Regions from separate parts of the Mus musculus genome. Here all the other regions are linked to region 7. The links are chromatin loops, found by intact Hi-C in ENCODE. Cell type or tissue: left cerebral cortex. All regions are shown on one strand.

Evidence for each region. Peaks named below come from ENCODE experiments on the same cell type or tissue, not always from the same donor. Only the 100,000 strongest peaks of a DNase experiment are listed, where the experiment ranks them.
Region 1: it touches region 7 in a loop (2.9-fold over the local background); 29 of 42 quality-filtered maps call a loop at or near these places.
Region 2: a loop joins it to region 7, with 2.5 times the contacts of the local background. A loop is called at or near these places in 7 of 42 quality-filtered maps.
Region 3: a loop joins it to region 7, with 2.5 times the contacts of the local background. A loop is called at or near these places in 19 of 42 quality-filtered maps.
Region 4: it touches region 7 in a loop (7-fold over the local background); 11 of 42 quality-filtered maps call a loop at or near these places.
Region 5: it touches region 7 in a loop (5-fold over the local background); 7 of 42 quality-filtered maps call a loop at or near these places.
Region 6: a loop joins it to region 7, with 2.2 times the contacts of the local background. A loop is called at or near these places in 7 of 42 quality-filtered maps.

Annotation. Positions count from the first base shown.
Region 1 is chr2:122,609,077-122,613,076 of GRCm38, reverse strand. It overlaps Gatm (glycine amidinotransferase (L-arginine:glycine amidinotransferase)), which reads left to right and starts at 1,800. Exons shown (of 9, transcript NM_025961.5): 1 at 1,800-1,929; 2 at 3,190-3,408. The coding sequence starts at 1,861. In left cerebral cortex, no CTCF peak of the experiment used is centred here; a DNase peak (open chromatin) is centred at 1,800; H3K4me3 peaks cover 2,647 bases; H3K27ac peaks cover 2,204 bases.
Region 2 is chr2:122,310,465-122,314,464 of GRCm38, reverse strand. It overlaps Duoxa1 (dual oxidase maturation factor 1), which reads left to right and starts at 735. Exons shown (of 10, transcript NM_001305262.1): 1 at 735-795; 2 at 1,021-1,066; 3 at 1,417-1,533. It also overlaps a transcript of Duox1 not described here. In left cerebral cortex, a CTCF peak has its summit at 1,603; a DNase peak (open chromatin) is centred at 1,567.
Region 3 is chr2:122,752,054-122,756,053 of GRCm38, reverse strand. No RefSeq gene overlaps it. Among named protein-coding and RNA genes, the nearest start is that of Sqor, 11 kb to the left of the region's middle. In left cerebral cortex, a CTCF peak has its summit at 2,065 (motif pointing right); a DNase peak (open chromatin) is centred at 2,095; H3K4me3 peaks cover 244 bases.
Region 4 is chr2:122,192,455-122,196,454 of GRCm38, reverse strand. It overlaps Terb2 (telomere repeat binding bouquet formation protein 2), which reads right to left. Exons shown (of 7, transcript NM_028914.1): 5 at 3,150-3,223. Among named protein-coding and RNA genes, the nearest start is that of Terb2, 8.2 kb to the right of the region's middle. In left cerebral cortex, a CTCF peak has its summit at 1,597 (motif pointing left); a DNase peak (open chromatin) is centred at 1,613.
Region 5 is chr2:122,736,079-122,740,078 of GRCm38, reverse strand. It overlaps Bloc1s6 (biogenesis of lysosomal organelles complex-1, subunit 6, pallidin), which reads right to left and starts at 1,574. Exons shown (of 5, transcript NM_019788.3): 1 at 1,375-1,574. The coding sequence starts at 1,456. Bloc1s6os (biogenesis of lysosomal organelles complex-1, subunit 6, pallidin, opposite strand) reads left to right here and starts at 1,717. Exons shown (of 2, transcript NR_156706.1): 1 at 1,717-1,997. In left cerebral cortex, no CTCF peak of the experiment used is centred here; DNase peaks (open chromatin) are centred at 299, 882 and 1,570; H3K4me3 peaks cover 2,027 bases; H3K27ac peaks cover 1,858 bases.
Region 6 is chr2:122,300,935-122,304,934 of GRCm38, reverse strand. Duoxa2 (dual oxidase maturation factor 2) reads right to left here. Exons shown (of 6, transcript NM_025777.2): 4 at 3,550-3,763; 5 at 3,060-3,274; 6 at 2,050-2,731. The coding sequence ends at 2,538. Duoxa1 (dual oxidase maturation factor 1) reads left to right here. Exons shown (of 10, transcript NM_001305262.1): 9 at 92-309; 10 at 937-1,386. The coding sequence ends at 1,190. Among named protein-coding and RNA genes, the nearest start is that of Duoxa2, 4.0 kb to the right of the region's middle. In left cerebral cortex, CTCF peaks have their summits at 1,887 (motif pointing right) and 2,153 (motif pointing right); DNase peaks (open chromatin) are centred at 1,867, 2,189 and 3,133; H3K4me3 peaks cover 861 bases.
Region 7 is chr2:122,376,994-122,380,993 of GRCm38, reverse strand. The region is part of intron 1 of Gm39918 (predicted gene, 39918); the gene reads right to left. n-THgtg3 (a tRNA gene) reads left to right here and starts at 3,560; the gene lies at 3,560-3,631. It overlaps n-THgtg5 (a tRNA gene), which reads right to left and starts at 3,026; the gene lies at 2,955-3,026. In left cerebral cortex, a CTCF peak has its summit at 2,272; DNase peaks (open chromatin) are centred at 59, 2,288, 3,002 and 3,502; H3K4me3 peaks cover 1,828 bases; H3K27ac peaks cover 1,779 bases.

The DNA.
Region 1 (4,000 bases), 230 kb before region 7:
CAAATCACTCATCTGAGTCTAGCAGAATGCTACTAGGAGTCAAATACTAGTGTAGCTTTTCTCACTACATTCTAGCTGTGAAAATATACTTGAGTTACCTTATTTGAACTTGAGTGTTAAATTTTTCCCTGATTTTATTCTTTTCAATCCTCTAAATAGAAAAAAACAAAGTCTAGGGGGGGTGGTTTAATTTGCTTCGATAACAGTAGGGCTGGTGTGTGGGGCTTGCTCTCTCCTCTGCTCCTCTCCTGGATTACAAGAGATGAGGGTGTCAGTCTGGCTGTAAGCATTTCCCATTGTCTAAAGCTAAATTGCCCCCTAATTTTTGTCAGATACTTTTAGATCTTGCACTTTCAAAATAAAAATAATGTCTTCAATGAGGGTCATGAGGTGTTTATAGATCTCTGACAAAACTGGAAACCAAGCAAAGTGAAAGTCTTCTTATGTGTACTTACCAGCCATTGTTTGAAACAAAGTATCAGACAGACCAAGCCCTCCTGGAACTTACAAAGTTGACTGAACCACTATGCTGGCTCTTACAAGGTTTGTGGTGAGGTTTGTTTTGGCTGGTTTGGTTGGTTCGGTTGTTTGGCTGCTTTTAAATACAAGGTGAGTGAGAGCACTCTTCTACTAAGCTATATCCTGAACCTTAACCATCTTTTTAAATCCCTTCACTGAGAAGGGTACATCTCTGGTCACCCTAAGTACACCCAAAGACATAGTCCCCAGAGTTGATTGAGTTCATCTATTGGGTAAAAGTTTTAAGTTTTGAGAAATTCTTCAGATTCCCCGAAGCCCTCACTAGCAGAAGGAGCGAGCCTTTGATAGAAAGGTCCAGGGTTGTGCTTCCAAGCCACACAGCATTTTAAGAACAGAGCTAAGATAGGAACCTAGACTCACTGGCTCCCTTCACCATATCAGGACCTTGAGACCTCTTTGTTGAGTATTACCTCGTAATCATACGACTCTTAAGAGTTGCCTAGACTTTACCGGCACCGTTTATTTTGGTCTCTGGTTAGCTCGTGGACCAGGGACTATCAATGTCACCGTTCTCAGTTTCTAGAAAACACAACACAGAGAAGCCGGCAGGGGGGTGGGGGGTGCTCATCATACAAGCCTATAATCGCGGGATCCAGGAGAATGGAGGGCCGGAAGCCAGACTGGACGACACAGCCAGGCAAGAAGTACTCAAATCTGCCCCTTCTGCTAGGAAGTGATGTGTCTATTTGAGTTCTCTAGTTTTAGTTCTACAAATCCAGTTAAGGGAACTACTTTGTAATCAAGCACCCAAGTCATATTGAAAGAAACCTTTTAAGATGTGCCTCAGAAGCAGAAGCTAACTGTAGCTCCCCCACTCCTTATTACTTTTGACTTATTATTATCTGCCTGTTTTCATAACTGAGTTTCTCAAAGCAGGAGCACCTAGCCAAAGACCACCAGTGTTCTAAAGACCACCACCACATAGGCTCAGGTCGACAAACTTGGAAGCTAACTCGGGGCCGTTCCACTCAGTGGCCCATGGACTAAGACTGGCCTTGGGGTTTACACATTCAGGTTGAAAAATGGACTTCCAACAAGAGAGACTAAGGAACCATCATCCCTGCTAGGCATTGGGTAGCCTCTTCATGGGTCTTCGCCGCCGCTGACCTGAGCCAGTACGGGAGGCACGAGCTAAAAAAAAAAAAAAAAAAGGGCCAGCCCCGGGACGTGACCCACGGACGCCGAGGCCACCTGTTCCTGGCAGCCAATGGGCCAGGCCCTGGGCGCGGCTACAAAAGCAGCGCGCGCGGCCGCAGGCTGGGAGCTGGCGCGAGCTTGGCGACTAGGACCTTGTGCACGCGGAGCAGCAGAGACGGGGCGATGCTACGGGTGCGGTGTCTGCGCGGAGGCAGCCGAGGTGCCGAGGCGGTGCACTACATCGGCTCTCGGGTGAGTCCCTACGCTGCCTCGGGACCTCTGCGGGATGCAGGATGGGGACCCAGAGGGAGACTGGACACCCCGGTAACAGGGTGGCGTGGTCTGTGTTCCGTAGCCCGTGAGGGCGTTTTCTGGGAAGATGCATGTGAGGGCATGGACGGAGCCTACAGGCCGGCTCCAGCTGAAACTCTGGGATCCCTGGGCTTTACCGGGGAAGTTGGAATGAGTCCATCCTGTCCCCCACCTGCTGCTCTGCCAGGCCCTCTGCTTCCTTGGGATATCCGAGCCCATGCCTGCAGACCCTCCCTTGCTCCTTGACAGGAATAGCTCTGGCAGATGAGTTCTGCCAGCAGCTGGTTCTTGAACAGCTGTCATTTGCTCTCTTGCTTTGGGTCTCCACCCAAGAGTCCCTCTAGCTCCCTTCTTAGAGGACTTTTAACAGCCTGATAGAGTTTGGGGGCGGGATGAGGTTTGCCAGGGGGAGTGGGTAAGGGAATCTTCCTGCGCTAGGTTATACAGGCCTGTCTTAAAAAGAAGAAAGAAAGAAAGAGAGAAAGAAAGAAAGAAAGAAAGAAAGAAAGAAAGAAAGAAAGAAAGAAAGAAAGAAAGAAAGAAAGAAAGGAAGGAAGGAAGGAAGGAAGGAAGGAAGGAAGGAAGGAAGGAAGGAAGGAAGGAAGGAAGAAAGAAAGAAGGTTTTTAATATGCTTAGATCTCTTTTTAAGTTTACATTCTGTGCCTGCCTGGGTTAATCCTTATGGTACACATGACAGTCATCTCTGACTTGAAATGAAAAAAAAAAGTGATTAAAAAAAAGGTTGGGGTTGCTTATTCTGAAAGATAAGGTCTTTTCAGATCCCATGTTATTTACAGTAAAAAGAACTCCGTTTTGGTAACCTTCCAAACTGAAAAAGCAAGACTTCCTCCTTCAGTTGGACATTGCCGGTACTTACTGGGCACTTCCTTGAGGAAGAGGATGGCCTATCTTCTAAGAAAGTTTCTGAAAATTAGTTTGCAAAAACTTTGAGATAGATATGGGAAACATGTTGCTGGGAACCAGATCTTTCTGGGAGTTCTAAAAGATTACAGCATATGACAAAAACAAAATCAGTCTATCATCAACAAAAAGTTATGTGGGTTTTTTTTTTAATCACCCAAAACCCCTCTACTAGTCAACATCTTAGGGTCTCCTCAAGTACATATCTGTGTTATCCTGAGTCTCACACTTTAACCATACCTTGTTTGTGTGTGTGTGTGTGTTTGTTTGCTTTTAAGCTTGGAGGATCCTTAACAGGATGGGTGCAGCGAACTTTCCAGAGCACCCAGGCAGCTACAGCTTCCTCCCGAAATTCCTGTGCAGCTGAAGACAAGGCCACCCATCCTCTGCCCAAGGACTGCCCTGTCTCCTCTTACAACGAATGGGACCCTTTAGAGGAAGTGATAGTGGGCAGAGCTGAAAATGCCTGTGTGCCACCATTCACAGTGGAGGTGAAGGTAAGCCAGGGCTACCATGGGTCTGGGAGCCAGTCCTCAGCAGGTCCTCAGCGTCTGCAGCCTGCGTTCCACTGTACCTCTCCTCTGCAACTGCCTTCACTCCTCTGGGGCAGGGGAGTGATTTTTAAGGTATTTTGCTTGATAGCTCCAGTATTTGGTATTTACCTTTTTCTTCCCTCTGGAAACCTCCCTGGGAGTTTAGGAGAACTTTGGATAATCCTCCATATTGTCACTTTTTGCCCAGTATCCATAGCCATCTTCACAGCTTCTGGTCCCTCCTTCACTCAAGTCCAGACCACTTCCCTTCTTGCCATCCAATCTAGATCTACACTAGGAACTCCACAAGATATTGCCACAGGACCTCTCACTTGGCACAGCTAGAATTTCAGTTGCCAGACACCTCTAAGCCAAAGCCTTCTTTTCTTCCTTTTAATGTCTGTCATTCTTGTTTAATCAAACCAAAACACCGGAGATCTTTGATTTCTCCTCTGTCACATCCACATCCTCCACATCAAGCATCCAATCCCTCTTATTGAAAGGAAGCTTGCCCCATGCCTCAGCCTCTGCCCCAGGTCCGCCGGGCCGGAGCTCA
Region 2 (4,000 bases), 67 kb after region 7:
TAACAGTTTACACAGCCACTTGGGTGTGGTAACTTCCCAAACAATCTGGAAATGAAGGCACAACTCCAGGGCAATGAGGCCCCAGGCAGCGGCAGATCTGGGAGAGTACACGCCTGTCTGGTTCTTGTCCACATGGCCATTTTTCCAAATCAGAGTCTTAGAATCATGACTCTGTTGGCCCCGAGGTGGGAAGGAGAGCGAAATGAGTTAAAGCCACAGAGATTCCATCCTGAAGACCCAGGGAGTAACTGTATACTGAAGAACCAACAAAGTCTCTCCTTGGCATAATGTGATGGTGCCAAGAAACCCTCTAGGCCCAAACAAACTAGGTCATTCAACATTATCAGGACCAGATGACCCTAGTTTTTCAAAGTCAGTGTGCTGAGCTCAGGCCTTAGCAAGGTTCCTTTTAGCCTCGGGGAAAGATTGGAGGCACACGAGGCTACAATTCCTGTTCCGCAGAAAAGGAGGACCACCGGTACCCCTTTCCTCCGCTGTCCCCACCCCTAGAGCCCTCTCTCTCGGAGCACCCACTTTCGTGGGCCAGGAGAAATGTTCAAGGATCTGACCTTAGCTTCTGGTCGCCCCAGCCTGGGACTGCGGATAGGCTCCTGGATGACTCCGGGTTCGCTGTAGCCCGCTCCTCCGTTCTGGCAGCTTCTCCAGCTCTGAGTCGGGGCGGGCGGGGCTGGGGGTGAAGAGCGGACAGCGCGTCCCAGCTCTGGGGCGGGGCACAGTAGGGCGGAATAGAAGCTAGCGCGGGGACCCGCGTGAAAGGGGACCGGAGCATGAAAGGTGAGACCTTGTAGGATGCAGGGCTCCTGGGTGCCGAGGGTTCAGGCACGTTGGCCGTTTGGGAGGCGGGAAGGGCAAGTCTCTCTCCCCAAGTTCCAACTCTTGGGGGCTGAGGAAGAGGGTGGAAGATAAACAGGGTGTGGGGCAGGAGAGCTGTTCCCAAATTCTCCCCACACAGTCGGGGGCCAGGGCTCTAAAACAAAATCTCCCAACATTAACCTACAGATCAGACCTGTCGCCAAAGCAAGGTATCCATCTGTCCCCAAAACCTGTAAGTCTAGATAACCAGGTTTCCTGGTGGAACCTCCCAGGTCTCACCGTCCTGTGAGCCTCGTTTGTGTTACAGCTGCCCGAGGTGCTGGCATGGGTAGGAATCGGGGATCTTAGGGGTTGGGTGCAGAGGGCACAGTGCTGGGGCGCTGTCCTAGCACGCCAGTCTGTCCCTGGTTCGGTTCGAGGGCGGAGTGCCAAGTACGAGAAAGTTGACAATGACTTGAAATGGAAGGCGGAGAAGACACCAGGCTGGGTTTATGGGAGTCACAACCTGGTCCGCAATTGACTTAGAAGAATGGGGAATTGGAAGGGATTCTGCCTGAACAAAGTGCATGGTTTTGGCGACAGGACGTCCACGTCTGGACCCGGTTCCTGCCCTATCCCCACGACCAGGAGCGTTGTGAGTGAGTGCCCAAAGACGAGCAGCGCCAGGTGCCATGCGCACAGTATCTGAAAGAGAGGAAGGTAGGGAACCATGGATCGGGTGGGCTCAGAGGTATGAGATCAGACCTTGAAGTGCTGTTCCGGTACCGACCTCCAGGGGCGCACTTCTTGAGTCTACACAGACCAATTCAGATCAAGGGGGGATTTGTGAAGGAAAAGTTTGAAAAAAAAAAAAATTTAAGCACGGCGAACTCCTTAAGGTTATGAGAGTCACAAGATTTGTCAATACTGAATCTTTATTTCTCTTAACTGGAGTCTGGGTAGATTGGATTGCTCAGTTCCCTATCCTCCACCACCCATCACTACCCGCCCCCCCCCCACACACACGCCCAACCTCTTCTCCCCCAATTCACACCCCCGCTTTCCCCCCACCCCCAGCACACACACACCTCTAACTTCCTTAGGAAGGAGGATTAGGTTAGGCGGTCCTGAAAAAGACTTCCTTTAGCCAGGCAAGGCTGTAAACCTTTAATGGGCTTTACTTCAATCAGAGAAATAAACTATCATATTTCGGTAGCCGTGTCTCACCTATCAGAGTGCTTGACAATATTAGACTGTCACCTAAACTACCCTTATAGAAAGCGAGCAGTCCTTACTTTGCAGGTTCTGTAGATGGGGGCGGGGGCAGAGGAAGGCTTTAGGAAAAAAAATCTTGTCAAGCTTCGAGAGAGGTTCCAGATCCGATCTTCTTCAAGACTGTTAACTCTATCTCTACCCTCTGGTCCTATAAACACTGGAAATTCATTTCGTCTTGTGATAGGTAAGGGCTAGGTAACTAAATCTAAAATACTTCTAAACACGGGGGAAAGTACTTAAAGGCTGCCCCCCCCCAGCCAAGTGAGAAAATAGAACCCCAAAGTGAAGGAATTGGCCAGCCTCAGTGAGAAAGTGCCCAACTCATAGCAGGAGCCCCAATGAAAACCTCTAGGTGTCCGTGTTACTGGGCACTACAAAGAGTGGGTGCTCCTTTCTCGTGACTGTGCTTTTAAAGTTGTAGGTGTGGGTTTGATTGTCCAATGGCTGCTTATGTTCATCAGTATAAAATGCATGTGTATCCCAGTCATGGTGGTGAGCTAAGGGACCAAGGGATAAAATTAATATTGATGTGAGATTGTGCTATTTGAACCAATTCTACAGTTAGGCTTCACTTGTCAAGCCTGAGAGAGGAAGACGGTCCCAAGAGAAATACAGGCTTTGTTGGCAAAGCAGAGCTCTGTTGATGAAGCCCTGTTAGCATAATAATGAAACCAAATTAGGATCAGCCCAGAAATTCAGCTTTACCAAGCCAGGCAGCATAGAGTAAGGAATAGCTAAGTAGTGAAAAGTGAAATGGGAGAGTGGAAGAGAGCAAGAGAGCAAGGGACCAAGCAAGGCAAATCGGATTCAGCAACCATCACTTGCTCTAATCATCCTTAATATTTGGGAGAATTGCAAATAAGTTAACAATGTCCATTCTGTACTTGAGATACAGAAAAGCCTTTTGTTAGTGTTTCTTTGACGCATCATGTTAATAGAGATGAGCCATGCTCACAAAACTTTTATAACCTCTCATTAAAATAAGCACAGGAATACTAAGAATACGTGATCCTGACCAAGATGCCTTAAGTTAGTTAATATCTGCTTATGCTGCAAATATCCATTGTTGGAATTCACATATAATATATAATAGTATATAATATGGGCTCTTCTTTCACTTTTCCACACACATTTGGTGTGTGTGTGTGTGTGTGTGTGTGTGCACGCACGTGTATGAACGCATCCTATGGCATGAGTAAGGATGTCAGAAAACAACTGTTAGGAATCAGTTCTCTCCATCCTGCCATGTGACTTCTAAGGATCAAACTCAGAATTTCAGGCTTGGCAGCGAGCACCTCCACCACTGAGCCACCTCACTGGGCTTGAATGAGTTCCTTCTATGAACAATCTATGCTCTATCTAATACATGTCTTCTTTCTTCCTCTCCTTCCCCTCTCCTCCCCTTTCTTCTCCTCTTCTTCCTCCCCCTCCCACTCCTCGTCCTCCTCCTCCTTCTTCTAGCCTTGAATCACCTGCAACTTGCTATGTAGATCAAGCTGGCCTACAACTCAAAAAGTTCTGCTTGCCTTTGCCTCGAAGGTGCTGGTTTTAAAGAATGTATCACCATGCCCCTATCTAAACTCAGATCTAAGGCATTCTTCCTATATAGACTTCCTTAGAAATATAATGGTTTCAGTTTGGGTGTCATAAATAAAAATTCACTATAACAACAACAACAACAACAAACCCTTATGTTTTATAATAAATGTCACCAGGCCAGCGGAACAGCTCATTCAGGGAAGGCACTTGCTGCCCATGCCTGACAACCTGGGTTCAATCGAGCCTAAGAACCCACATAAAGATGAGAGGAGAGAATCTGTTCCATAAAGATGTCCTCTCACTTCCACGTAGATGCCATGGGAAGTACGCGCGCACACACACACACTCATACATGCACAGAATAGCTTCTTTT
Region 3 (4,000 bases), 380 kb before region 7:
TATCCAACTCCTAGAAGAAGCCTGGTACCAGGTTTCACAGAAGCTAGGCAGAATCCCAAGCATCTTGAGACACTGTGATACTTTGTTCACCTCAAAAGAAATACAAATCCATGGATTGCAGAACAGTAACCACTTAACACTCAGCTTCTATGTCTCCACTCTTTTCCAGTTAATAAAGGGAATCCTCTAAGCCGGTGGTTCTCAGCCTTCCTAATGCTGTGACCCTTTATTCTAGTTCCTCATGTTGTGGTGACCCCCAACCATAACATTATTTTGCTTGATACTTCACAACTGTAATTTTGCTGCTGTTATGAATTGTAATGTAACTATCTGTGTTTTCCAATGGTCTTAAGTAATGCCTGTGAAAGGGTCATTTGACCCCCCAAAGGAGTTGTCACCCACAAGTTGAGTCACTCTGGGTTCCATGTAGGCAGAACTTCTTCTGCCCGGCCAGTACTTCACTGATGAGCTCACAGTTTGCTTGCCCTTGAGCCAAGTGCTCACCCCAGGCCCAATCAATCCAGGCAGGTGAAAAGATACAGGATTTCCAGATCTTTCTCCACAGCGGGCATTCGGTGCTTTTCTTAGGAAAGGATTCTAAGCATAATCAATGATTGTGATGAAACAGATAGATGGTAGCTAACTGAATTGATTGTAGAAAGATAAATTGATAGATATATGATAATAAATCGATTGGTCATGATTTCAAGAGGGGAAAAATTAAGCCCTCAAGTCCAACATCAAACCAGAAAACTCAAAAAGTTAGAGAAAAATGTAGCTTTAAAATGTGTTACGGATACTTTAAATATCTCACTGTTTAAACAAAAGCTCATGTTAAGAAACTGCATTTGAGGTGGCTTCATTCATAATGTCACTTGCCATGCAAGCTTAATGTCCTGAATTCAATTCCCAGATCTCACATAAAGATGAAAGGAAAGAGATAAGTTTACAAAGTTTCCTCTGACCACCACATGTGCTCCCTGACACATGAACCATCCACATCATGGAGTTTGCAGCCATCATAGAGTACATAAGACTCTGCATCAAAACAAACAAACAATAGCCAAGTAGTATTCCATTGTGTAAATGTACCACATTTTCTGTATCTACTCTTCTATTGAAAAACATCTGGGTTCTTTCCAGCTCCTGGCTGTTATAAATAAGGCTTCTGTGAACATAGCGGAGCACGTGTCCTTGTTATTTGTTGGAACATTTGGGTATATGCCCAGTAGTGATATAGCTGGGTCTTGAGGTAGAAATAATTCCAGTTTTCTGAGAAACCGCCAGACTGATTTCCAGAGTGGTTGTAGCAGCTTCTAATTCCTCCAGCAATGGAGGAGTGTTCCTCTTTCTCCACACCCTTGCCAGCATGTGCAGTCACTTGAGTTTTTTATTTTAGCCTTTCTGATAGGTGTGAGGAATCTCGGGAGGTGGGCGTTGATTTGCATTTCCCTGATAACTGAAGATGTTGAACGTTTCTTTAGGTGCGTCTTGCCCATTTGAGATTCCTCAGTTGAGAATTGTTTAGCTCTGTAACCCATTTTTTAATTGGGTTATTTGATTTTCTAAAGTCTAACTTCTTGAGTTCTTTGTATATTTTGGATATTAGTCCTCTATCCGATGTGCCATTTTGTCCTATTGACAGTGTCCTTTGCCTTCAGTTTCATGAGGTCCCATTTGTCAATTGTTGATCTTAGAGCATGAGCCATTGGTGGTGTGTTCAGGAAATGTCCCCCTGTGCTGATGTGTCCGAAGCTCCTTCTCACTTTTTCCTCATCATACCTGGTTTTATGTGGAGGTCCTCGATCCACTTGTACTTGAGCTTTGTACAAGAAGGTAAAAATGGATTAATTTGCATTCTTCTACAATCAAATGGGTGGGTGGGGAGCACCCTCTTAGAGGCAAGGAGGAGGGGTATGGGATGGGAGATTTGCAGAGTGAGATGTAAATAAATAAAACAATTAATAGTAATATAAAAAACTTTCAAAAAGGCTTAACTTAATGTCATCAAAGCAAGTGAAGTTATTACTGAATCTGCTCTAGGGGCGTGCGATACTGCAAACCACCAGGAGATGGCAGCATTGCTCCATGTGTGGTCTAGTCGGTTGTTAAAAATGTTTCACCTGGGCTTAGTATGTAATTGCTCACGTCATCTTCAAGCCGATCCTTGAGAGATCTGAGAAGCCTTCTGTTGATGAAAAGATATAATGCTAAACAGTACATATGACAGGTATTTTTTACATTCTAATCCATTTGTTGTCTTTGAATTTATTTGATACCCAAGATCTTGGAACCTAGTTGGCTTAATTATACATGTAATTAGGCATGAAAACAGTATCGTTGGTTATCCAGGGAATAGAAGCCTCCTAGCTATCTCCAAGTTTGAAGAACTATATTGTAATAATCTTTTCTTTATATGTATGTAATCCATTTTATTATAGACATGGATGGATAGACAGACAGGCAGGCAGGCAGACAGACAGACAGACAGACAGACAGACAGACAGATAGATAGATGTTAGAGTCAATTATATATACTCAAATATACACCAAAACCCAACTGTGATGGTGAGTTTTACATGATAGCCTGGTTAGGTCACGGTACCCAGTTATTTGGTCAAATATTAGTCTAGACTGTGCTCTGAAGATGTTTTTAAATGAGACTAAAATGTGTAAGTACACTTTTAAAGATATATTAACTATAACCAGAGTAGGCCTGTAGATACTTCCTTGGGAACACATCATAATAGAGACTTACCACTCGTGCTCCTGGCTTGCTGGTCTGGAATACAGAGGACCCAGTGTGGCTGACCTTGGTTCTTTGTCTCCGTCCAGAGCTACAGATCTTCATAGACCTGGCACTGGCCAGAGCCTAGATGTCCTTTCCATGCTTTACTCCCTTCTGTATTAGAGAACCAGTCTGAGGGACCAGAGGTGTAGTTTAGTGGTGAATCTGGCTAACATGTATGACTTCAGCATGCGCACACACACAGACACACACACATGCCCATTTGTGACCTGCTGGCATGGGTTCCACCTTGCCACTCAGCCAGTTCTCCTGCCCCTTTGGGAAGGTTGGTGTTTGCTTCCCTTAGCAGAGGAGCCCATCTTTGCCATGCCCCCTGGGTGGCAAGAACTGCACAGCCCACATCAGTGTTGGTGCTGAATCCATGCAAAATGTATCACAGAGTCTCAGCAATCACAAGAAGTTTCCCAGCCCTGTTCAGATGTCACCCAGTGGATTCCCTCGATCGCAGAGCATACCTTTTGCAAGAAGCAGATCACCCTCCAGAATGCAGAGTGAGGTGAAGGGCTTAGCCAACCAAGGGGATTTCTCTTGAGAAAGGTCCGGAAGAAGAGGATCTTCTACCCACCTTTGAACTCGGACTCTTTCAGCAGCTATCAAATACCAATGGCTCTTCAGCTAGTGGTGGGATTAGCATACCTACCTTCTGCCCTCTGTGCAGAGATTTTTCTTCCAGGCTGGAGCATGTGCAAGTCTTGTGCATGCTGTCATGATTGCTGTGAGGACAACTGCCTTGTTGTGCCTGGAAAGCACTTTTTGATGCTATTAACTCCTCCAGTTCTTACAACCTTTTTGCCCTTTCTTCCACAAAGGTCCCAGAGCACTTTGGGGGGGGGGGTATGTGATATATGTGCCCCCATTGATGCCTAACTATGCCACAGTCTCTTGTTCTCTGCACATTGATGATTCTGGTGGCATGGGTGGCGGGGTGGGGGGAGCATCTGTTAATTGCCATCTACTGCTAGAAACTCCTCTGATGAAGATCGAGAGATGCTCTCATCCATGTAAATGATTAGGAGTCATTCAATACTATGTTGATTTAGCAGGATAATAATTTCAGATTCTCCCAAGGCCTATGACCTACCTGTCTAATCATGAGCATCTTTAACAGTGCTAGACATTGGTTACCCCACATAAAGGGGACCTGAGATCCAGTCACAGAGTGGTTGGTCGTGCTACTATGACACCAGTGGG
Region 4 (4,000 bases), 180 kb after region 7:
AGGTTTGCCTTAGATCATGGGCCTGCCTGCATATTTAAGACCAAATAGCAGCTTAGAAGAAATCAGAGCACACCCCACCACCACCATCTGTCCTCTGAGGTAAAGAGCTGACAAGCTCTGCACCATGACACAAGCCAGGCTGCTCCCCTTTACCCTAACAAGTAAAACCGAAACTGGCTCCAAGCTATGGCTCCCCACACCTTCAAGCAAAGGATTTCTGATTCTTTCTCTGTCTCTCCTTCATTCTCTGTCACAGTTGGCGACAACATGAAGCTCCTCCCAGGTTTAAAGGAAATCATCTTGTCCTTTAAGGTCCTGCTATGTTGTCTCTGATAACAAGCTCTAACCGCCTCCATTGCTCTCCTACCTCAAGTCCCTCATGCTGCCTCTGGTGGGATGCTGTCCCTCATAATGCTTTCCCACTCAAGCTGACCACGCCCCATCATGGTTGTAAGACTCTCCTTCCTAAGAAAGCTCACTGATGCAGGGCGATTTCCAGTTTACTCCTTTTCTGAATTTATAGCTTTGGTTTCTAACAGTCAGTCCTAACACTGAGGTACAACATTAAATAAGGTTTTCAATCTTATGGGAAATTATTGATAGAACATTAAATGCAAAGCTGAAAGACTTCAAGATGACCTCAGCTCTACAAACTCTGTGTCTTATTGTAAGACAGGAGAGACACAGGCTAGTGAGTAGAATTGTTTCTAATTTAAATATCCTTTATTCTTTTTTATATTTCTTATTTTTGTGAATTAAATGATTTACATTTTTTTTTAATTTTTGGCATTTTTGAAATAGGGTCTCATAAAACCCAGGTTGGCCTCAAACTAGCTTTATAACTGAGGATGACCTTGGCCTTTTAATCCTGCCTTCACCGCCAGGCTGCTATGATCACAGGCATGCACTGTATGCCTGGTTTACGTAGTGCTAGGGATAAGACCCAAATCCCACGCACACTCGATAGTCACTCTAACAACTGAGCTACATCCTCAGCCTGTTACACTTATATTAAGACAATTTAAAAACATAAAATTTTAAAGTATATGTGACTTTAAAATTTGAGGACCTTCTGGGAAGAGGAAAATAGCACAGTGGTTGAGAGTTTGGACTTCAGATCTAGATATGGCTTCAAATTCAGCTTTGGACTTCAGATCTAGATATGGCTTCAAATTCAGCTGTTCTTTCTGAATAAAACTGAATGAATTATTTAGCTCTCGAGATTTATATTCTCAATTGTAAAATGAACGGGGCTCATTGCATATACAAGCTGTGAGAATCAAATGAAATATTGTGAACCAGCAGGCACAGTGGCACATGTCTTTAATCCCAGCACTTGGGAGACAGAGGCAGGTGGACCTCTGTGAGTTTGAGGCCAACCTGGTCTCTAAAGGAAGTCCAGGACAGTCAGGGCTCTGTTACATAGAAAAACCCTGTCTCAAAAAAAACAAAAGAAAACAGGAAAAGAAATATTGTGAACTGCTTGTCTCACAAATGCCTTGTGCTTTGCAAATGTTCAATAATAATGTGTTTACTGTCAGTAAGTAGTGCTTCATGCAGATATTTCAGGATGTATTCTATTTATGTTCATATTGCACCATCTGGTGGTTCCATAAAGAAAAGGCTCTACAGAAGTAGTGGAGGTCTGCAGCAGAACAGGGTAGGGCATCGGAACACATGAACTCACAGTGGCTATCACCACATGCATAGGACTATCACAAAATCAAGCCAGCCAAAATCCAAGATGAGCAGGGAGGGGCTCATGAAGGTCCAGCCCTAGCTGAGAAGCTGTTGTCATAGATACCTGCATAAGAGGGAGGATTTGCTCAGGGATGCAGCCCCTGAAATGCTGCCAGTGCTCCAGTAGATGGTCCTATACCCATGTGCACTAAACAGACACAGCAGGATTTTAAAAGGAGGGAGAAGCACCAGATGCAGTGGTGCACTGTAATCCCAGTGTGAGCAGGCAGAGGCAGGGGGAGACTGTCAGTCTGAAGCCACCCTGGTCTACACAGTAAGTTCCAGGACAGCCAAGACTTTACAGAGAGAGAATACATGAAATTGGGAGGGGGATTAAGGGAAGGGAAGTCAGGTAGATATGATTTAAAAAATACTTAATATGTACTATGAATTTCTTAATTAAAAAAAAGAAAATTGAAAAGTAAAAAGCAGAATCTTAGGGTATATTTACATAATTAAACTTTGGGTTTTGTTTGTTTATTTGTTTGTTTGTTAAAAAAAAAACTCTCTCTAGTTGCATATGTAGTAGAGGATGGCCTAGTCGGCCATCAATGGGAGGAGAGGCCCTTGGTCTTGTGAAGATTATATGCCCCAGTACAGTGGAATGCCAGGGCCAGGAAGCAGGAGTGGGTGGGTTGGGGAGCAGAGTAGGGGGAGGGTATAGGGGACTTTCGGAGAGGAAACTAGGAAAAGGGAAAGCATTTGAAATGTAAATGAAGAAAATATCTAGTTAAAAAAAAAAACAAAAAACAAACAAACAAAAAAACCTCAACAGCATCTTCCTCTGTAGCCTAAGTAGCCTAGGCTAGCTTGGTGCTCATTTAAATCCCTCTAATGCCAAGATTTCAGCTAAAATGTACCTTGCTTGGCATGTTGTCATGTATGTGTGTTTGCGGTTTTCTCTGTGTGTAAACATGTGTGAGCATGTGTGTGGAGGCCAGAAGCTGTATGGCATTCCGTGACTCATCAATATTTCATCATCACCTTCTTTTTAATGATTATTTTTATTTTATGTGCATGAGTACTTTCCCTGTATGCATATATGCACACCACATGTGTGCCTGGAACTCTCGGAGGTCAGAAGAGGGTGCCGGATCCCCTGAAACTGGAATAACTGATGATTGAGCCACCATGTGGGTTCGGGAACCAAACCCAGGGCCTCTGAAAGAGCAACAAGATCTCCTAACCAGCGAGCCATCACTCAAGACTCACTTCTTCTCTTTTTTGTAAAAATTTCTATAACTTTGAACAAATTAATCCTTTTAATCTTAGATCTCTTTGTCTATACATAAGAACAGTGATGATGATCATGTTAATCTCAGAGGAACTGTGAAAGTAAGATAAACACACAGTCAAACTCAACGTTTCTATATTCACTTTGAACAGCCATGACACATAGTAACCAATACCTTTTGGACAGTTCTTGTTTGTGTTCTGGTGTTGGTCTAATGTTCTCCTTATCACTTGATGCCATTCTGTCATGCTGTAAATTGCAAAAGAAATCACAGCTTAAAATTTAGCAACTAACCGGGCAGTGGTGGCACACGCCTTTAATCCCAGCACTTGGAAGGCAGAGGCAGGTAGATTTCTCAGTTTGAGGCCAGCCTGGTCTACAGAGTGAGTTCCAGGACAGCCAGGGCTACACAGGAAAACCTGTCTCAAAAAAAACAGACAAACAAAACAAAAAAGCAGGGAATGTTATAATAATACTTTCATTTACCTGTCTGCCTGTGTGTCTGTGTAAATCATGTCACATGTGTGCAAGAAATGCCTCAGAGGCCAGAAATGCTCATTTGAATCCCCCAAGCTCGAGTTGCAAGCAGTTGTGAGGCACCTGATATAGGTTCTGGGAGTTCAGTAGTAAACTGAACTCTGGACCTCTCAAAGAGCAGGAAGTGGTCACCTCTAAGCTATCCCTCTGATCTCATACTAACTTTTTAATAGAAAAGACATTAGAAGCCGGGTGTGGTGGCGCACGCCTTTAGTCCCAGCACTCAGGAGGCAGAGGCAGGCAGATTTCTGAGTTCGAGGCCAGTCTGGTCTACAAAGTGAGTTCCAGGACAGCCAGGGCTATACAGAGAAACCCTGTATCGAAAAAAAAAAAAAAAAAAAGAAGAAGAAAAGACATTAGATTAGGTTGAGGCTAAGAAAATTTGGTTCCATGGTACTAATATCTAGTTACATGAACTAAGTTTTTTTTTTTTTTTTTTTTTTGGTTTTTTGAGACAGGGTTTCTCTGTATAGCCCTGGCTGTCCTGGA
Region 5 (4,000 bases), 360 kb before region 7:
TTTCTATGGGAGACATTCTTAGAAAACAGTGTGGAACAGAACATGTGACCATCTTTGAAACTGCAAAAACCCTCTAAAAAATGGCCCCAACTTAGACTGCAGCCACCACTTTCATATGGATACAAATCTGAAAGGAGCCGAGGGGGTGCAACATTGTTAAACAGAATGAGAAACTGCAAGGATGAACAGCAAGGCCATGCACAGAAAGCAACAGTGAGCTATTAATATATGCCGTGAGTCAGCCTGTGAGGGTCCCTGAGTGCCAATTCTATGGAAAATTCAGTAAGTGGCAAGAAGCCATTTTAGGATTCTAAGGATTCATGCCTGGAGCTTGTGTTGGGGCAGTAAAGTTACAACAATGGACACACCATGCTGTGAGAATGAGAGACTAGCGGTGGTAGCTTTACACTGCTGAGGGGAGATAGATGCTAATGCCCTGCGGAATCCTCTACATGAAACAGAGGGAACTGAATCCAAGAGTGCAAATTCAGTTTCATGGGAGAGTAAGCTCACACCATTATCAAGAAGATCAGACAGCTGAGGCTAGGGATCTAGCTCTGTAGTAGAGCACTTGTTTAACATGAAATAAGTCCTGAGTTGAACCTGCAGCTAGCACCTATCCCTATCTCTGCCCTACTCTCTGACATCTGCTTTTATTTATATGCATACCACCCATTCGTTATGTGCAGAAAGAGAGAAAGAGGGGGAGAAGGGAGGGGAAGGGAGAAAGAGAGAGGCCCAGGTTCCAAGTAGGTACTACAGAGTATTACTAATGTGACTGAACAAGTCATGAAAGGGATATGTCATTAAAGAAAAGCACTGCCAGGAAATGCTGGGTTATTTGTAGCTTCCTATTTCTGAAACGCAGAGATTATTTTTAGAAGCTCCATCTAGCTTCTCTCATATGAACCAATGCTCACAGAAAATGATTTGAGTGGTGTTTTCAATCTCACAAAAACGATGGTATAAACAGTGCCCATCTGCCTATATAGCAAATTAACTGCTTCGTCCAACGGACGCCTTCGGGCATCAATGCTTAAATTTCTTCTGGAAATGTGCGGACGGCTGCTGGAGTCTCGGATGAAGTAATGTCACCTAGGAGGTCAGAGTATTTCATGAGTAGACACTATTGTACAGTTTCCTAAAAATCTACCTTCTCTCTGGCAGACTGATCGCCAACCACTAACCCTGTGACAAACAGTTGAAAAGCAACACAAACGCAAACCTTTAACACAAACCGCACCCAACAGTGCGTTTCCTCGCGGGACCAGGGTTGCCTGGCCAGGATGCTCTAGGCAGGAGGGTCGCCTGCGCTGGAGTCCCACCCACTCGAACCCGGCCCCTGTGGGCAGTCGCCCCGCAAAACAGCCGTACCCGGCGTGGGCTCGCCGGCCTCCAGGCTGTCGGAAGGCCCCGTAAGGACCCCGTCTGGAGGCGGTGGCTCAGGAACACTCATATCCCCGCACTGGGCGCTGCGTGAGGCGAGTGCTGTGGAGAAGTCACAGGCAAAGAAACCTAACGCGTTCCAGAGTCCATCCGGACGAAAGCCGCCGAGGCACACGGAAGTGACGAAAGCGGAAAACCTCGCTTTCCGACGCAGAACGTTACTGCAAGTCCGGAACGCCCGCCCCCCCCCGCCCCCCCCGTGTCAGCGCCCTAGGCGCAGCCGTGCGCGTGCGGGTTCGGTTTCACAGAGGGTGGCCGGCGGAACCCGGAAGAGAGGTTAGAGGACCGGATGTCGCCATAACCGTGTGAATGTCCCCAGTGTTGTGTCCAGTTTATAACTCGGGCCGCTAAGTGAGTCAATACGAACTCTGAGCTTGAGCGTTGCTGAGGATCTCTTCCAGTGCTTGGAAATGACGTAAAGGCTTTCTTGGAGCATCATTTGGACAAATTAAGTCAAATTACCAAAAGCACATGCTGGGCTCCTGTAAGATGATATCATGAGTTCTAAAGGAAAGTATGTAGACTTGGACAGACTCAGCTCCACAGCAAATGTAAGGATTCTCGACCCTTTTGTAAACTCTGACCTCTAGTAGCATCTCTAGTTGCTCCTCAGGTTACCTGTTCAGTTTTCCATATTGTAGCCAAAGCTATCTCAAAAAAAAAAAAAAAAACTAATATAAATAAACAAATAATGCCATGCCCCTGGAATGCACTGGCTCCCTATTGTCACCATCTTATGTTCAGTTTCACTTTAGCCACTTTTCAAGGGTAACTTCTCAACTCTCCACGGTAGAATGTCCACAGACTAATCCTTGAGACTTCTAAATATATTAGAGGGCATGGCAACGAATAAAAGCTACTAGTTAACATAACCTTAAAATAGGAAGGGTACTCCAAGGACCCAAGGTAACAGTCTGTAAAACTGATGGGGTGGGGCTGTCTGAAAAAAGATTTGATTACAAAGGATGATTAAACAAACACTGATGGGTTTGAAGACAGAGGAAGGGAGTCATTATTCTGGATGGTGGGTGACCTCCAGAAAAATTGGTAACCAATTCCTCCCCTAAAGCTTTTGTAATGGAACTCAACCCTGTGAGGTTGCTGAACTATAGAATGTGTAATAATTAGTGTTGTCATACAAATAGGAAAACAATTTATTACTCTTCAAACATCTTGTGCAATCTGGGCATTGTACGCTGTCCATTGTGCTTGTTCCTGTTTCAAACTAGAGTATCTTTTTCAAAGGCCTATTCATCTTTTAAGTGCTCTAGGATAATATCTTTTTTATTGTTTTGTTTCACAAGGTGAGGTGTCCTGTAGCCTAATCTGGCCTTAGACTCAATATGTAATTAGGGATGGCCTTGAATTCTTGGTCCTCCAGCAGACACGAGCCAGCACACTCAAACACACCTTTACTGTGGACACCATTCATTATCTCATTATTTCCTCCCTTTCATTCAGCAGTCACAGTGAAGACATTTCACAACAACAAACATCCTCCTGCCATTTAGCACTGAGCTCCTCCTTGCATTCATTATTTTATGTTTTCTTCTTTTGAATTAAAAATGACAAATAGAAACTCTTATGCATAGAGTACCAAAATAATTCTCGATAAATTTGCTAATTGGTGAACTATTGATGCCCTAGCCCTAATTCCAAACTGTATATTCCAAAGTCTGAGTTATACAACATGGTAAACATGATGAAACACCTGGCACCCTTGCTTGGTTATAAGTTTCATGTACTAATGGTGTTGTGGTGCCCTTTGGAATAGAGCCATATCCTATGAGTTTTCATTGGCTCCTTCTATCTCTTGGCCAGTACTAAGTACATTTCATTAAATTTTAAATACTGGTTATTTAAATTTAATGGATGAAATAAACTGTTATGTCCTACCTTGTCTTTATGATTTGTTTTGCTATAAGGAGAATTCTTGTTAGGAATTTTATTATTTTTAACATTTTAACTTACTGTAACAAAATCACCTAAATAAACAAGGAGTTTGTACCACATTCATCTTGCTTTTCTCTCTGATCTTTTCCTTCTTTTTCTCTTACAGCTTGCAATTCAATGTGCCACTTGTTTGTTAAGGACCCTCTGTATATGACACAGAGCTCAAAGCAACTTCTAAAACTTGATTGCAAAGAACACAACAGTTTATTGTGTCATGTTATGTCTTTTGAAGGGTCTTTAGTTTTCCCATTTTCTTTTACGTATCAAAGTTATACACTCCAAATACTTTAATGTAATACCTTTTAAGATTGAACTAGACACCTTAGTTATGCTAAAAATAGAGTTCTAGTTCCTATCCACCAGAAACATTGCTAGGCACCAAATGTTATAGTTTGTGTTAGAGTTTGTTCTTGAGGTTACATATTATGCATTGAAAAATGTATAACATTGTATTGTCCAGACAATGATCTACAATAGCCAAAGTTTGAGTTTTGAGTGAATGTTTATTAAATATACAGGAAGCCAAAGTAAAAGAATAAACAGCAGAAGGGTGGGTGGGGTGTGTGGATGATGGTGATAGATACACACATGGCACAAACAT
Region 6 (4,000 bases), 76 kb after region 7:
ACATTTGGGACATCTTCTGCCTAGGTCCTGAAGTCCTCTCTAGCAGGTTAGTGGTGCCTGGGCCAGCCCTCATTGCATCTTGGCTTTCTAGGGTGGCATTCCTCTGCTGGCTACTGGCCAATGTGATGTTGTCGATGCCAGTGCTGGTTTATGGTGGCCACATGCTGCTGGCCACTGGTCTCTTCCAGCTGTTGGCCCTGTTCTTCTTCTCCATGACCACGTCACTCATATCGCCCTGTCCCCTGCGCTTGGGCACTGCTGTGCTGCACACTCACCATGGGCCCGCTTTCTGGATCACGTTAGCCACAGGTGAGAGCCTTCCCTAGAAATAAGGACTCAGGATGAAGGTGAGGGACTGTCATGTGGTGGGATGGGGGGTCTGTTTCTAGAGGTCAGGATGTCAGTGCCTTTTTAGAGCCCCATTCTTCTTAACGCCCTCATTTTGTCAGCTTTCTCTCTCCTCATTATGCTCACTTTCCTGCCACATCCATTGTCCCCTAACTCTCTTTATGCAAGTCCTCCAGCTCTTCCTGTTGTGTGTCCCTCCTGTGTCCCCTAACCACACTTTCATGTCTCTTCCTAGAGGCCATGCCTGTCTTCACCTCATACTACCCCAAATGCCCTAAACCAACCTGTCTCACTGTTTCACTCTTCTACCAGGCTCTGTGTGCTCCCCCATGTTGTCTTGGTGTCTCCTTCCATTCTCATCTGTCCCTACTTCCAGTCTGTCTTCTCTCTCTTCCTCTTGCTCAGTTTGGAGAATGAAAATTAAGGACACTAGATCCATGTCTGCAATATAGAACCCTGGGACAGTAAGTCATCTTTATGAATTCCAGTTACTCTAAAGCAGCAGCCCAGACATAGCTTAAAGTTCTCCTGCTCTTAGAAGATCTTGGGAGGACTTACTAAACTAAAGCAAGACACATGTTGCCACAGGACTGCTGTGTATTCTGCTTGGCCTGGTCATGGCAGTGGCCCACAGGATGCAGCCTCACAGACTGAAGGCTTTCTTCAACCAGAGTTCAGAGGACCCAGTGCTGGAGTGGGGCTCTGAAGAAGGAGGACTCTTGAGCCCCCACTACCGGTCCATAGCTGAGAGTCCTGAGACCCAGGACATTCCCATGTCAGTGGCTTCCTCTGAGACATGTTTTAAGGAGGAACACCCCAAAGAGTCCGACTGTTCCCTGTAAAGCTCTTCTCCTGGTAGCCACTGAGTTTCCAGACTGCCTCCAGACATTATTGGAGCCCCACAAAACCAGCAGAACTGTCCAGGAAGTGGGTTTCAGTTGTATCATGTTCAGTTGTAATATGTATCCAACTTGTTGATGTAACAGAATAATATACACAGCCTACTAATGCAAAAAAATAAATGAACAAAAGTGCTAAGGCTCTGAAGAGATGTCAGACATGCCCAGAAACCGTTGTCGTGGTGACAGCACAGGGGTGGCTATGTCTGCACAGCATCAACCTTCTTGAAAGCTTTGCCTCGTCAAGGTGCCAACCTTCCACTCATAACAAATACATTGGGCATCCTCAGCATCCATCTCTTGCCTTTGGGGGGTCTGAGCCCCTTTCTTTCTTTTTCCAATTTTCACAGCTTTTGTGACCTCTGGGTCCACATTAGCTGGAGAACAAACATCGTGTTCCAGTTTTAACATTAACAGGCTATGTGCCACACTCTTTTTGACCTTTAGTCCCGAAATATGCTACGTAAGCTTATAGAACTCGAGAGGAAAAAAAAACTGTTTAAAAAAAAGTCCCAGGGTAGGTATAATGTGTATAAGTACTTTGCCTGATTGTATGTCTGTGAACCACTTGCACGCAGTGCCTGCAGAGGCCAGGAGGGGGCATTGCAGACATGCCCTGGAACTGGAGTTACAGGAACTGGCCATGTGGGTACAAAGACCTCAATACCAATACCTGAAAGGGCAGCTAGTGTTCTACCACTGAACCATCTCTCCAGACCCCAGGATTTATATTTTTATGCCTTGTTGACCTCTCTCTTAGCTCTCAAATACAAACATAAAAGAAGACAACCTGAAAGAATTTGCGAATGAACGCCAAAATCCTAATCTTCCCCAATACATTCAGTGTGGCTAGTAGAGATTTGGGTAGAACGTAACCCACCACCCGTTGGAGGAGATGCCTGCCAGTTCCTCTCAGATCTCACTAGAGGGCGCACCTCCCCCAGAGCCCTACTGTGTTTCTCAGGCTTCTCAGCACCTGAATGTACATACAGTACTAGGCTCTTACTAGCCTAGAGGAGTTTCTCAAGGTTGTAGCTCCAAATGGCCAAGAGAAGCCAAGGAAATTGATGGGCATGGGAATTTTGAAGAAAAAAAAAGAAACAAAAAAGTTTATTTACAGTTCTCCTGAGAAATCCATTCTCTAGAGCAAAGGCACATGGGGTGCCCCCTTGTCGTCCCGCAGGGACAAGCAGTTCTCCAGACTAAGCTATGCTCCTGGCACGCGCTCTTAACACAGTCTTCAGGTCTATGGGGTCCCAAAGAGGGGTAGAAATCCGGAGTCAGTTATTTTCACAGGAGAGTGGTAATATTTAAGTCTGGACTCTTCAACTGTTCGTGTTGCGGGTTGTTGAGGGTGAGAGGTGAGTTTCCTTTAGCCTGGTTGCTACAGTCTTTGACACTTAGATCCAGAAAGGAGCGAAGGGCGCTGGGCCGAGTATAGTGGAGAATCACCACCGCCCCTCCGAGGAGGAGGCTCAGGATGCCTGCACCGGAGGGAGGAAAGACAGAGGGACTCAGGGATGCAGGCTCTCATTGCCAGGATTTGGAGCCCATCCCTGGAATTTCCTACACGCACAACCCTCAGAAAGAACTGACATGTATTTCACGATGCACGAGTTTTCATGCAAACCCGGGCAAGATACTGAACCCTTCTGAGCTAGCTCTTCTCAACCGTAAAATAACAGTGTCGGCCCACCTTCTGCCTGCTACGGAGACGAACATATTAAATAAGAGAACCCATTCTCTAAACCGGAGAGCGTCCATCCCATACACACCCCGGTCACCACCAGGTAAGCATCCGTCGGTACTCACCGGTGGCCAGCGTGAGCCAAAAGGAGGCGCCGTAGTAAGGCGTGAGGACGGCGGAGCCCAGGCGGAAGTGGCAGAGCGGCACGCTGGAAATCGAGGCGAAGGCGAAGACACCGAAGAGCGTGAAGGCACCGGTGGTGAGCAAAGCCAGGCCTCCGTAGAGTGGGGCGGGCATGGAGAGCAGCGCATTGGCGATGATCCAGAAGCAGAATGCCACCCTGCGAGGGACCAAGGCAGCGCTCCATGAGCGGGAGTTCCCTGACCAGGACTGCTGGCGGTGTAGAGGAACCGTCCCCAACCCCCACCCCGGGAGAGCTGGGTCCTGAGCCTCCCCTCCCAGCCCCTCGGCCTCCCCCCTCCTATAGCTGGGACGTGAATTCCCATGGGTTTTGTAGATTGCCAGCCTGATGATGCCGCGAGGCTGCAGTTCCAGCTTCGGAGACCGCGCTCTCCAGGTCACATGCACCCTGCCCTATCCCCATCCCTGGCTCACCACAGTGTTGCTGCGGCATAGTGACCGGCCAGGTGATATTGGTGGTACAGCCCGCAAGGACTGCTCGGTGTGAACTTCTCTGCCAGGTATAGCACTGGGTCCGGCAGTCCCTTCTCCAAGGCATGGACATACTCCTTGGTGTAGTCTTCGTTCAGACGCCAAGTGAAACGCTCATTGTAGTCAATGGTCTCGTTCAGCTGCTGCCTCGGTGTTCCTGCGGGAAGCCATGGGGGTCATGGCACTGTGCAAGGCCAGGGACCCGGAAACTAAAGAGTTTCAGATAGGGAACTAAGGGTGGGGCAACTGTCAGGAAAGAGAAAGGCTAGGTAGTGGTACCGGGAAACGCAAAGTTAAATCGAAGGCTTTCTGAACCCGAGGGACGTGATAGGGCACTCTATCTAACACAGTGGCTCTCAACCTTCCTAAACCGTGACCCTTTAATACAGTTCCT
Region 7 (4,000 bases):
ACAAAAGCGAACAAAACAAAACAGTTTTAAGGTGAGAGCAGGGAAGGAGGGTGTCGATTGGCCGCTGAGTGTGCCAACTGGGTCATGGTGACGTCATCCCAGGCCAGGCTCTCGGGGGCTCTGGCTCTCACCATTGCCAGCCCAGAAGCCTCATCAGCCCAGATAAGCAGAAGAAATGAATCCCACCAATCTTGCCCAGGAGTCTGAACAGAAAACAACACAGTAAGGTGTACAAGCCAAGCCAAGAACTCAGGGGCTTGTCAACAGCAATGGTCCCTCTTCCCTGAAGGCAAGTCTAATGGGCAGGCAAGTCACTAGATCAGCCTGATCTGACGCCCAGAAATCAGAGCAAGGAAAACAAGCAGAGTTCCTTAGTAGAGGCTAGGTTGTCCCATCTCCAGAGTGACAATATTCCTGTCCAGAAGGGCAGCTGTCAACCTGAGCATCCTCCTGCACTCCACCCCACCCAACCCCACTGCCAGACCCTGCAGCATCTGGGTCATGCTACATTTCCTTAGCTTCCTCTGCATTCTTGGCCGTAGATATGGGTGACCAGTGGGGTATCTCAGATACCAGGTGTTTCTGAGCTGTGTTTTCTTGACTGTTTTACTGTGTTCGTAGAGAGTTGACACAGCAACAGAACAGCCTAGTTCTGTCAACAGGATGAAAGCTCTCACGTGAATGGAGATCTAACAACTCCAGCTACCCAGAAGCTAAGACAGTTTGTCAATCATCTTGCCAAGGGACCACCCCTAGGAAGGCTCACCTTAAACCATGCTAAAGAGACAAATGGAACAATTATCTCTTTAACAAAATGCTATACTTTGGCTTCCCGGAATGTCTGTTCCTGGTACAGTTCCTACAAGCTGCTATGAGATCCTGCTGGGTCTGCCCACCTTAATGAGTCCTGGTTTTAAAAGCTGTAAATATTTCCTTTTGGTTCTTTCTTGGCTATTTCTCTGCTTCCAGAGCCTATATGTGCTTTTCCACTATAGTAACTGGGCTTCCTTACTCTTTCTCTGATGCACCCTTCCTTTCTGGCTTTACTTAAATGGCTTTTCCCTTTCACTCTTTCTCTCGACATTCTCCTCCTCTGGGCTGCTAGATTGACAAGTTGCCTGCCCGGAGGAACTTTCCTTTCCTTTCCTTTCCTTTCCTTTCCTTTCCTTTCCTTTCCTTTCCTTTCCTTTCCTTTCCTTTCCTTTCCTTTCCTTTCCTTTTCTTTTTTAACTCTATGAAATTGTCCACTTTGAATAAACCTTGGCTTTGCTTCACTTTCAAACTTTTCCTGCCTTTGACTTAATTAACACATAAAATGGACCGCTTGCTGCACCCTAAATAATATCAGAGTGACTGTTCCTTCCTCCTTCGTCATCCAAGCAAAAGAGCAACTGTCTTGACCAGGTCAGTTGTGCCTGGTTGGAAGCAGCCATCATGACTGAGCCAGTGGATGGTTGCTGTTGGTCACAGGACTCTCCCTAAGACCCCAGTCACTCTTCCTGGGCACCTGCATGCCATTCTGCTCTAATTTCATGTGACCTCGGGTCTCCAGAGACAGTTTACATGCTGGGGGAGGTTGACTGAAGGGGACTCCCTCTATGTGACTTCAGGAAGAAGTCATCTTGCTGGGTGAAGACTTTCTAATGTGGCCACTTTATGGTCACCTGTCAGTAACCCCTCACTCAGACTCTATAAATAAACCCAACAACCTTCTAGTTCCTGAGGGACCTCTGACAGAACTGTACTTTCTTTGTTACTGGGACCTTAGAGAGGGAGGTCGACCTGGTTTATGTCTCCCTCAGGAGGGAATGCTTGCATCTCTCCCAAGCCCTGGTGTGGGTGCAGCTCATGGGAACAGGGCTAGCAAGGCCAGCCCAGGAACAGCTGCCACAGTCCTGGTGACTAGTCTGCTGGGTTTGGTGATACTGCCTAGATACATGACTGTTCACACAAAGCCCAATGGGTTTTCACATTCACCTACTATATTTTGTTCAGCAACACTTGTAAGGCGCAAGCTGTCCTGTTATGTGGCTTTAAACTCACCAAATCTCCTAAAATGCCAGGAGACCCAGGGAAATTACAGCCTGCGAGGGTGGTTTTTGTTGTCTTTTGTTTGTTTAGGGACTTAGGGGGTGGGGCTGCAATGAAGTCTTGATTTTCTACACTGTTCAGTAAGCTGTTCTGATGGATTATGGGTGAAAGACATTACAACACCTATCTTTCCCAGGAATGTTTCCTGACTTGCTTTGCCATCCCAGAGCCCCTAGGAGGAGCTGGAGAACTTCATTCTTCTCTGGGTCCTTTCTTGACAACCACACAGCCACCATCAAGTAAGCATTCAAGAGCTAGGTGGAAAATTCACTTCCATTTGGCCTAATGCCGAATAATAGACCCGAATTTGTGGAGCTTGAGGGTTTTTTTTAAGAGCACACAAAACAACGTGATAATTTGCTTTAATGTGAGGTAGACTGGGAAGAGGAGAAAAACACCAGCACCCACGAGGCTATCTTAGCACGCCACAGTGACCACAAAAAACTAGTCCCTTCAGTGTGGTAGTATCTTTCATTTGTCATATGATCTGAACCAAAAAAGGTTCGGTTTGTTTTCCTACCTAACCCTAATTTTAATTCTAACCCCTAATTTTCGCATTGTTCCTATAATTCCTATGCCCTCCGTGATGAACTCTTAAGTCTTGTAAGGTTTTTAAAAGACTAAAATGTGATTAACCGTTGAATTAGGAAAATAGAAAGTACCACGCAGAGATATTAACAAAAGTAAGGTGACTAAACCAACAAGCTGTAAAGTCAGTCGCTCGTGACATAGTATAGTGTTTTTGAGAATTAACCACGCATTATAATGCCTTCATCATGAGCAACAGGGACATAGGAGAATTAGCCCGGGCATTACAACGCCTTCACTAAAAAGGCGCCCTTGCCGTACCATTGTTGCCACAATGCCGTGACTCGGATTCGAACCGAGGTTGCTGCGGCCACAACGCAGAGTACTAACCACTATACGATCACGGCGAGCTACCGGAACGCCACACTGTGCTGTGTAACCAGTGCGACTCTTGAGACAGGGACGATCCATCCCCTGCCATCCCTATGCTGATGTACTGGGGGGGCCCCAGCGAACCACAACGATTGACCACAGTCTTCTTGAGTTTCTATTTGGCTTGGAAACGCACCACAAAAAGACAGCCATGAAAATGCTTGGCAAGCCCAGCGTGGTGGCGCCTAGGAACCTAAAACTCGGGACGTTAGAGGCCAGCCTGTCCCGAATCAGACACAGACTCAAAATTAAAATTAAAAATTAAATAAAAAAAACAAGGAAAAAAAGAGGCCCAGTCGGCCGCTGTTACCACTGCTGCGAAGCGGAGGGCTTCTTTACGCTAGCGCACAGATCTAGCCAGGGAAACCAAAGCGCCTGCGCACACTCATAAGTCCCGCCGTTGATAGGCAGAAACAAATGCCAGCAACCCGATGACGTCAAAAGGGGCGGGGCATCCAACACAGAAGAGACCAAGGAAGGAGTCCTGACCTTAAGTTCCCGGTAGCTCGCCGTGATCGTATAGTGGTTAGTACTCTGCGTTGTGGCCGCAGCAACCTCGGTTCGAATCCGAGTCACGGCATTGTGGCAACAATGGCACGGCAAGGGAGCTGTATTTTATTCTTCTGTTCGATTTTAATACTTAGCTAACATTCTAGAAAATTAATCTCAAACTGCCTGTTGAGAATTAGGGTTTTATACCAGCGCGGGCTAAATTAAACTGCAGGCGCACAAAAGCTTCCAGTATGTTAGAGGGATGGTGTTTGCACCCGAAGTACAGAGAATTGCGTCAGCCAGAAAAATGCAATGTATATATCTAACTGTTTTCAATATATATTGTAAAAATACGTTGGTTTTTCTTAGTCTCCTATACATACTTTTTACAAATTTCCATCAAAGCAGTAACGTAGACGCCGAAGTGATTTAAAAAAAGAAGAAGAAGAAGAAGAAG